3 separate regions of the Homo sapiens genome follow, and all the other regions are linked to region 1. Evidence: chromatin contacts called from ENCODE Hi-C data. All regions are on one chromosome and are shown on one strand. Each heading gives the region's core, a stretch centred on a gene start or an enhancer-like site at or near the end of the contact. The rest is flanking DNA. Distances are from core to core; before and after follow the strand shown.

The links. Hi-C counts contacts between places; a loop is a spot of excess contacts on that map. Pooled maps may share reads with other maps.
Region 2: a loop to region 1 is called in a map of naive thymus-derived CD4-positive, alpha-beta T cell, with 4 times the contacts of the local background. The contact joins the promoter of GCA here to the promoter of LINC01806 in region 1. A Hi-C loop is called at or near these places in 1 of 168 maps with a recorded cell type or tissue (naive thymus-derived CD4-positive, alpha-beta T cell), 1 of 37 single-sample maps with no recorded cell type and 8 of 50 pooled maps.
Region 3: a map with no recorded cell type shows a loop between it and region 1 (36-fold over the local background). The contact joins the enhancer-like site here to the promoter of LINC01806 in region 1. A Hi-C loop is called at or near these places in 2 of 37 single-sample maps with no recorded cell type.

The regions. Positions count from the first base shown.
Region 1 is chr2:161,243,292-161,246,358 of GRCh38, reverse strand. LINC01806 (long intergenic non-protein coding RNA 1806) reads right to left here and starts at 1,620. Exons shown (of 2, transcript NR_110164.1): 1 at 1,464-1,620. All of the region lies in intron 3 of PSMD14-DT (PSMD14 divergent transcript), which reads left to right. RefSeq lists a silencer at 1,232-1,341 and enhancers at 1,324-1,824, 1,772-1,831, 3,061-3,067.
Region 2 is chr2:162,342,651-162,345,717 of GRCh38, reverse strand. It overlaps GCA (grancalcin), which reads right to left and starts at 1,586. Exons shown (of 8, transcript NM_012198.5): 1 at 1,443-1,586. The coding sequence starts at 1,469. RefSeq lists silencers at 1,280-1,359, 1,600-1,749 and enhancers at 1,778-1,947, 1,800-2,029.
Region 3 is chr2:160,206,771-160,209,837 of GRCh38, reverse strand. No RefSeq gene overlaps it. Among named protein-coding and RNA genes, the nearest start is that of ITGB6, 8.0 kb to the right of the region's middle. RefSeq lists enhancers at 1-39, 180-269. Within about 2 kb of position 1,622, at least 29 of the 41 ENCODE cell types and tissues checked have a DNase peak (open chromatin) inside an H3K27ac peak, as active enhancers do.

The sequences.
Region 1 (3,067 bases), core at 371-2,870:
CAAACTGGAAAAAGAATTACATGGTCATGCTGTGCTTTTAAAGGCAGTTTGGTTCACTTTTGTCTATTTAACACCTAATTCCAAGAAGTCCATAGGCATCTAGAGATCTGAATGGCGCGTAATGAATTCACTGTTTAGATTGAAGATTTTAAAAATCTACCTCAAATTACATTTATTAACAGGGCGACCAGGAAGTGTTAAAGTTGTTAGACACTTCATTTATTAAATAATTTGTGGGTATTTTCAGTTGTCATATCTAGAGTCATGGGGTTTGCTTATTTTTTTTAATTAGCAATCCAAAACAATGCTACTGCAATTTAACAATTCATCACATAATCTTGGGCTCTTCAGTTCAACTGCTAATGTTAGATAATTCAGATTGTTATTTTTGTCTGTTTATAAATGATTTTGGTTGCATTGTGCTGTGAGGAGAACTGCAGCAGCCCAGGCAGATGATCTTTCTCTTATTTCCTGCATTGCTCAGGATGGTTGAGGGGCCTTCCAAAAAATGCATTTGAGGAGTTAAGTTTAGCATCTAGCAAAAGCAAACAAGTGATGGGGCAGGGGGCACTAATAATAACTTGATTTATTATCATCACTTATTTACGTCATTATCAATTTACATTTCCTGTCTGTTCGGAAAACTGAGGAAGGGCCTCTTTGCCAAACTACATTTTGTTAGAATCCTCCATTTCTCTGATTTTCTGGGACGTTAGAAAGTATTGTCTTTCCTCTTCTTGAAAGAATCGGCCAACCATCAGAAAATTTAAGAAGCTCCTAAACATCCCTTTTCTTTTCTCTTTCTTTCCTCAGCCCTCTTCCCCTCCCATCTTGACATTTAAATCAATTTGTTGGGGTGGGTGGGGGGGAAAGAACAAGAGTTAAACCCACCTCAGGCAGCAGAAGTGGAACACATTAATCCTGACGTAGTTAACCTAAGAGAAAAATAGATTTTGTTTTCCTTTTTTAGTCGCTAGCTTTATTAGATTTCTCACTCTCACAGATTATCCGAAGACTACCCATTGATTGATCGCCCGTAGAGCTGCATTTGGTGTAATGAAAAAACTCACAGCTTTATTGGCTCTCAGGAGACAAAACAAACAGAACAAGATATTCATATTAATGCAAACAATGCAACAAATGAGGGGAAGAATCGCCCGGCTGAAGCGAGGCCCGGCGCGGCCGCGGCCGGGGGGCTGAGAAGGGCCTGGGTGCCTGTCGCCCGGGAGCCGAGGTTTCCCGGCCTCCCCCGACCCCGGGCGCCAAGAGCAGTCGGTCCCCCCGGCCTCCCGCCGGCAAAGGGGCCCTGGGGCCCAGGCGCGCGGCCCCTGCGTGGCGGCAGGCGGCCCAGGCCAGCGCCGGCGGCTAGAGAAGGCCTCCAGTCCAGGCCTCATGGAAGGGCCTGCCTCGAGCGGCCCCTCAACGCCCCGCAGTGTGGCACTGGAAGGGACCTAAAAACCCACCTGGCTTTCTCCTTTCCCCTTCCCCACGCTTCCCAGGGCCCAATGCCCGCATCTCAGTTTCGCTTTCCGGCAGGGTCAGGGGTGAGAGGGAGGAATTCTCAGGTGTCACCTCCTCACCCGCCTGGAGGCGGAGGCTAGAAAGACGCCGGGGCACTCTGGAGGGGAGGAAGAGGTGTGCCTAGAATTCTCTCTCTTAAACGCTCGCGTTATCACGGAGGAGACTTTATAAACACTTTAAACACAACACCAACCATTTTATCAGCAAAAGCGAGGGGAGGGGGGCGTACAGTAAATGCTGAGAGATGTTCGAGAAGCCCCAAGACGTTCCTTGCGGAAGGAGAACGGAAGAAAGAAAATTACGGGCGGAAAAAGAGTAAATATTAGCTCCACACCTAACCACTTCCCCAGCCCCAAACTAGGAGAGAATCTGCTAAGATTCAGCTTCATATTTATATAGTCTATGTGATGTTAAAAATAGGGTTGCCAAATATTGCATGGGGCATTCTTAGAGTAAAAAATTGTTATCTACCTGAAATTCAAAAAATTTAACTGGGCATCCTGTATTTTTATTGGCTAAATCTGGCAATTCTAACTAAAAAACATTCTGCTGAAGAAATCATATAAGAAGGAAGGCTCATTGTCTGATGTAATCAGGTTATTGGGGACATGTTTAATGGAACCTTGCCTGGAAAAAGAAATTGAGTTTCTCCTACAGCATACTTTTGTAAGCACATGGTAGGGTGGAGGAGGAAGAAATGACTGAAGCGACTTGGAAATGTCCTTACATTATATTTGAGGAGGAAATGACAGTCATTGTTGCCACTTCACTAGGAAATGGAGCCGGGTTCCTTTCCTAAGGTTGGCTGACTGGGTCTGGCCCACAGAAACCCTCCCTCCCTAGCCGGTAGAGCGTACCCTAGCATGTCTGCAAGTGGAATGTCAGTTACAGTGGTTCCCATGTCGGCATTAGTGCATATATTTTTTCTAAACCTTGACTATAGAGCCACGTTACCCATTGGTATTTAGTATATTTTGAAAAAAAAAAAAGAGTTGAGTTGAGAACTTTAAAGGCAAAGTCTGCTTTGAAATGTATCAAAGGCTTTAACCTAGAAATAGATCTCATCCAATAGGGTCTTGCAGATGCTGAAAGAAAAGGCTTTTGCAGTGCCAAAGGTAAAACCTCAGGAAAAACGCAACAAAACAGTGGGTCTTTGTATATTGAAGTGTGTGTGAGAGGGTGAGGAGTTAGAAAGCTGCTTTCTGGAGAAAGCCTGCTGCTTGCATTGCTTCCCCAGCCCCAGTTAGAGAGAGCTTTTTCAAGCAAGCTTTATCACCCTTACTGATACTTTGGATCCCCAGTGAGCTAGCCTTCCTTTTAAGCCAGTTGCTTGAAGAGGTCTGAGTACACCCACACAGGATGCCCCTTTATCACTGGCGGGTAGAGCTATTTAACAGCTGCAAATGGAGAAACTATTTGTCTAATGAGTGCTGTTTTCAGAGTTGATTCACCAATACTCTCAGGGGAAGATAATATAAGGCCGAGACTTCCTTCTGAGCTGCACAGCCATCTCCAGACAGTGAAGGCCAGGTCTGGAACCAAATGA
Region 2 (3,067 bases), core at 337-2,836, 1.1 Mb before region 1:
CTTCAGCTATTGAGGGTACTTCTCTTTCCGGCGATTAATAATGAGCATGACAACAGCTGAAAAGAGTTGTTTATTTTAAATTCATGGAAAAGGGGATTTAAATATTCAAAACACATACAGACGTTCTCTTTATTGTGTCGTGGAACTCTCCATCAAATTCAAGCACTCTGACAAAAGTGGGTAAGGAAGCACCAAATTATTTGAATGAAAATGTATTACTCTTGCCACCTCACTCTACCATACATATATGAATTCAGAGCATACCAAGAGGAGTAAATATACAAACTTCTAACAGATAGCTTCAACCAAATGAAAATACGTATACGCTAGGGACGTTTTTAAAGACCCACAGGTTTATGCTATCTTGATTAATCTTCGAAGGGGCTTTACTTTCCTTAGGTACCTTAAACTTCCTTCCTAAATTTAAGGACTGAGGAGGCATAGGCATTACAAAGTGGACGGTGCCAGAGGGGATTGAGGCAAGTCTTAAGGAAAGCAAATCAATTTTAGGAACAAGTATGTGTGGAAGTTGAGGACCTGGAAATTCATATCCTAAAACAACAACAACAACCACAACCACAACCACCACCACCACCACCACCACCACCACCACCACCACCACCATGAACTCCAAGGGGTAGGAGTAACTCTTTTGAAGACCACAACCATAGCCCAAAGTCAAGTCCTATATTAAAATCAGTAAAACACAATTTCTCTTTTTAGGTAAAAAACAAATAGAAAATATATTATATTCTACCCACACCGCAATGGATCAAACTACTGTTAACTCTGTTAACACAGCGTGTAGATCACTGACATCGATACTAAAGGTTTGGGCTCCTTTCTGAAAAGAAGGGGCTAGCCACCAGGACTCTACGATTATAACTTGCAACTCCCAAAGGTGATGCAGGATAAAAGTTATAACAAAGAGTAACTTCCCCCCGCCTGGGGGCGAGCGGGGGAGTCTAGAACAGATTGCCCTTCGTATAACAGTAAAGATTAGGAGTTATTTACCGTACACCTTAATTTATTCATAAGGAACTTAAAGAACAAGAAGTGGTCAGGAAATTCAAAAAGAGGATCTCTAGCAACACTGAGTGGGGGGCGGGGGAGGGAAGTACCACAAACGATTACTGGAACAAGAAGAGGGTGGCTTGTTCCTCCATTCCAGGAAATAAATTTCCAAACACACATTACTCCCTCGGCTCCACCAGGACGCTCCTCGAGGGTCCTCAACGACCAGAAAACCTGCGGCTCCAAGTCAGCCCAGGATCAATGCTCGCCCAGGCCCTGGCCCCCAACAGCCCCGGAATCCGGCGCCGCCGAGTACCAGGCGCGGACGCAGGGAGCAGGAGCCAAGGGCGGACCCGCACGTTGGCACCGCCCCCGGGGGCGCCACACCCCGCGAGGAAGAGGGACACGACCAAGCGGCTGGGACTCACCCCTCCTCCGTATCCCGGGTAGGCCATGACGAGCGGGACGAGCGGAGCGAGCGTCACCCTCGAGTCGCGTCCGCAGTGCTGGGAGAAAAAGCACAGGCGCAGGTGCAAGGAGGCGCAGCTGCAGGTGAGGCTGAAAGGCGCACTAACCGCACAGTTCACTCCTCCGAACCCGCCCCCTTCCGCAGGCCAGCCCCGCCCTGCACGGTTCCGATTGGCTGAGTCCCACACTTTGGAGCCAACTCAGCTGCAGTCCGCCCCTTCCCGCAGCCTAGCCCCACCCATCTCTGCCCTGATTGGCTACACCCCATCGGGAGCCCTCCAGTCCCTGCTCGACTCTTACTGGCTCCCTCAGGTTCTCGCGCGCTCTCCTTCTAAATCCCGAAGAAGCCTTGGCTGCTGCAACGGAATTCCCACTCTCTGTGGAAAGGTCTTCTACAAGCCTTCAACTCCTCAAGTTACTTTTCTTTCTAGAAACCCCAAACCGGCAAGTCTGTGACTTATTTTAACCAGCCCTCCACGCTTTTGAGCTGGACTTCAAAGACCCATCTGTGAATTTCAAAATTTTGCAGTTACATTTACTTTTGTGTAGTGTTGATGTCACATCAAAACTTTGCAACCAGGACCACACCTGTGGTCCAGGAGGAGTGCTTCTGCGCCAAAACCCACTTGAGGCCACATTGGACGAACAGGTTATTGATTCTGTTTGGTAGATAAATGGTGACCTGAATTGTGGCATGTTGGCAAATAAACAGGATATCTAGTTAAAGTTGATTTCCAAATAAACTTTTTTAGTGTAAGTATGTCCCAAATATTGCACAGGACGTGAACATACACTAAAAACTTATTTGCTGTTTATACACTGATAATATAGACGGTGTCCTGTATATAATCTGACTCAGCCTTTGGGCAAACTCTTGTTAAATGTTCAATTACTTTGGCTTATTAAGTAATAGCAATGGACAAGTCTGATTTATCTCTGGAACTCAAATGAATTTTGTAGCTCTGACTTTAAAAGGACAAGGCAGCTGTAGCTTTGGCTTATGAACAAATGAAAAAACCAAATGATATTATTTTGAGTTATCTCTGAAGAACAAGAGAAGGGCTAACATGTTTCTTAAAAATAAGGCTATCAAAAAAATGTTAACTATTCACAAAGGAAATCAGCCTTGCAGAGCTGAGTATCTGTTGTTCAGCTATGCTACAGAAGAGGATGTTGGACCTTGTGAAACAATTCTCAGAGGAAACAGCAGAGAGAAAGGAAGATTGCCGATGTCCTAGCTACTCTTGGGAAAGTGTCTGTAAGTTCCTTCAATGCTGTAAGAAATACTTAAGCCACTAAGGTTAAATTATTGGCATAAATAAATAGAGGGGAAGGGTAAAACCTACGTGGCAAAAGGGAAAAATGCATGGCTTATGAAGGTATCAAATGATAAAGCGCTAGAAAGAACAAACCATTGCAAAATTTTATTCCAACGGATTAACTACATATTCAAAGAACTGCTTAGGAAGGATTGAGTGTTTACATTTACAATGTTAGTCTGATTCTGTGGTCAAAATTTTTGTGCATCTTGTTTTCATCAAAATAGCCTTATTGATGCAGCTGCATTTGTGCAGTTGGGAGTTAA
Region 3 (3,067 bases), core at 373-2,872, 1.0 Mb after region 1:
GCACAGCTAGAGAGAACTAGAGGACCACAGGGATTTTCCAGGTTTTCTTTTGCAACCAAAAAGTCATGGGGAATTCCAGAACAGAAGATGCTGGCTAATCAGACCTCCACTGGACTGAAGGAATGTTAACACAGCATACAAACAGTCTCCATACAGCACTGGCCTGCATAGTTCAGACCTTTCTGGTTCTACCATGGAATGCTTTTTGCAGAGTTATGACTCCTCATGACCCTCCAAGTTGTTAGAGCAGATTAGAGCTCCCGATGACTCTGCTGATGAGCAGATGGTATTCTCTCTCTGAAACAGCTGGAGAACCCTGGTGGTGATGGTGGGGTTATTGATTCAGGGCCTCAATAACTGCTAGAGTCATCGTTGATCCCTTGATTTCTCTCCCTCCCTATGAGGAATCTGTTTGTAAATCATGTCTATCTTGGAAATATATCCAGAATCCAAACACTTCTCACTTCCTCCTTTACTCCCACCATAGACCAAGCTGTCATAATCTCTGCTGAAACAGCCTGCAATAAGGCCCCCCAGCTTCCATCCTTATCGTCTTATAGTCTGTGCATACTTGCCACCTTATAAGCTACATCATGTCCAACCAAAACTCCATAAAAGCTTCCCTTCTCACTCAGAATACAAATCTGGAGCCCTGACCATCGCCCCCCCGAACCCACCCCTCCTTCATGAGCTGCCCTCTTCCCTTTGCCTGTCTGGCTCATCTCCTCTGGACTCCTTGAGTTCACCTACTCACTCTGCTTCAGCCTCGCTCGCCACCTTGCTTGTCCACAAACCATCCCGTACCAGGACCTTGCACTTGCTCTTCCCACAGGCAGGACTGCTTGTCCTCCAGAGAGCCCTGCGATGCCCTCCCTCCTTTCCCCAAGGCTATGCCTAAACACCACCTGAGCAGAGAGGCTTTGCTGGCCACCCCACCTTGGCCACTCTCTGACCCCTTGCCATCCTTTATTTTTCTCAGCATTTGTTACCATCTGACATCTTTATTTGTTCGTGTGTTTCTTGTCTGTCTCTCCCACTGGAATGTAAGCTCCATGAGGCAGAGACCCTGTCGGTTTTAATCAACACTGTGCTCTCAGAACAGTGCCTGGTCCATTGTGGGGTCTCCACAGGCGGCTGCTGAAGCAATAAATGAGTAAATGAAAAAAGAAGGCTCAGCAGCTCTGCAAGCTGTGAATGAGTGAACCACTCGGCAATCAGTGTTTGTTCATGTGACGTCTTGCTATTTGTTTCACAGATAGGAAAAAGGGGCCTAACGAGTCTAGTTCTCAGAGTCAATTCAGAATAAATTCACATCCAATGGTATTTTTCTGGAAAATCTCGTCTTTGGATTTATTCCACAAACTAAAAGACAGAAAGAGTTCAATTCTTTTAGACTTCAATATAATTTCTGAACCCTGACTGCATGGGCCTCTGGAGCAGGCCTAACTCACAGGACAGGCTCCCTGTAGCTGGCAGTGTGACTGCCAGGCTCCAGAGTAGGGTGGGGTGTGGGTGGTAACTGTGAAGTGCCGGGGCTGCCTGTGGCTCAGAGGCCGGAGTTCATCCTGAGTCATCTCCCGACCACAGGAAATGCCCACAGTCGTGCTCTCCTGGACTCAATGCCAGGCCCTGGCTCCTGACCAGCAGGCTCAGCTTCCCCTGAAGGGCCAGGCAACATGTTTTGTTTCATTTTGTTTTTAAGTGATTTGTACTGACTTTAAAGCAGAGAAAGATGGTACAATCCAGGACCACATCTTTGTCTCATTTTTGGCAGCCAATGATCTACAGGATAAGCAACAAACAAACCCAAAAGGAAATCACTAGACACAGAGCTAGAGCTGGAACCAGAGCCCTGAGATAGACAGGCGAACATATTTTTCAAGTTCCTCGTGGAATTTCACTTCTTGTTGGCATCTTTTTGATGATTCTTTGTACATCTCTTATCTACCAGGAGGCGGTTTGCAGGGTGATTCTGAACTCAGGTGGGAGGGTAGCGATCTGTCTCCAGGGCCCTGTTTTCTGAGCAGTGAGGGAAAGTTGTGTAACTTTTCCATGCCTCAGTTTCCTTATCTGGTAAATGAAAATAGAATAGTCCCCATTTTATTGGGGCCTTGTGAGAACAAAATAGGGCTACCCTAATACAATATTGAATGATGCCGGGCACTTGGTAAGTTCTCACTAAAATGAGCAACAATAAACATGCATCCCAAGTGAAACCAAAGGAGGGTTTACAGGAAACTGAGAGAGCTTCAACCTAGGCTCCAGTGTGCACAGGTGCCTGGGAGTATCTGGGAGCTGCGGGTGGCTCCAGGTGGGATGGAAGCCAGATTACCATCGGGAAGCGTTTTTTAGAAAGCATTTCTGGTGAAGTGCCTGAGGTGATGTTAAGAAACAAAGAGACTGGAATTTTCAAGCTTTCAGTAATCTGTTGTCATGGGTTTTCCCCCCTGATTTGAAATAAATATACACTTTCACACATGATTTATTTCCAGTTTTGCATTTCTTTTTTTTTTTTTTGAGAGATCTCGCTCTGTTGCCCAGGCTGGAGTGCAGTGGTGCAATCTTGGCTCACTTCAACCTCTGCTCCTGGGTTCGAGTAGTTCTCCTGCCTCAGCCTCCCAAGTAGCTGGGACAATAGGCACGTGCCACCATGCCTGACTAATTTTTGTATTTTTTGTAGAGATGGGGATTCACCATGTTGGCCAGGCTAGTCTCGAATTCCTGACCTCAAATGATCCACCTGCCTTGGCCTCCCAAAGTGCTGGGATTACAGGTGTGAGCCACCACATCTGGCCTGCATTTCTTTTCTTAAAGAAGGCCTCCCAAAAGGTATAATCTTTAGGCCCCACAAAACCTGGACTCATCCCAAAATGGTGTAATGAAATCTTCGCCATATTACTGAAAGGTGGATATTATCCCTTTTTCATAGTCTCAAAAGTAAAGTGTTCAGAGATAAACACTCTCCCCACAGATAGACAGGAGGACCTGGCAGGACTGCAATTTTGAACCCAGGACTCCCTACGTCCAAAACCAAACTCTTCCCACTACACTCAGCTTCCTCCCATTA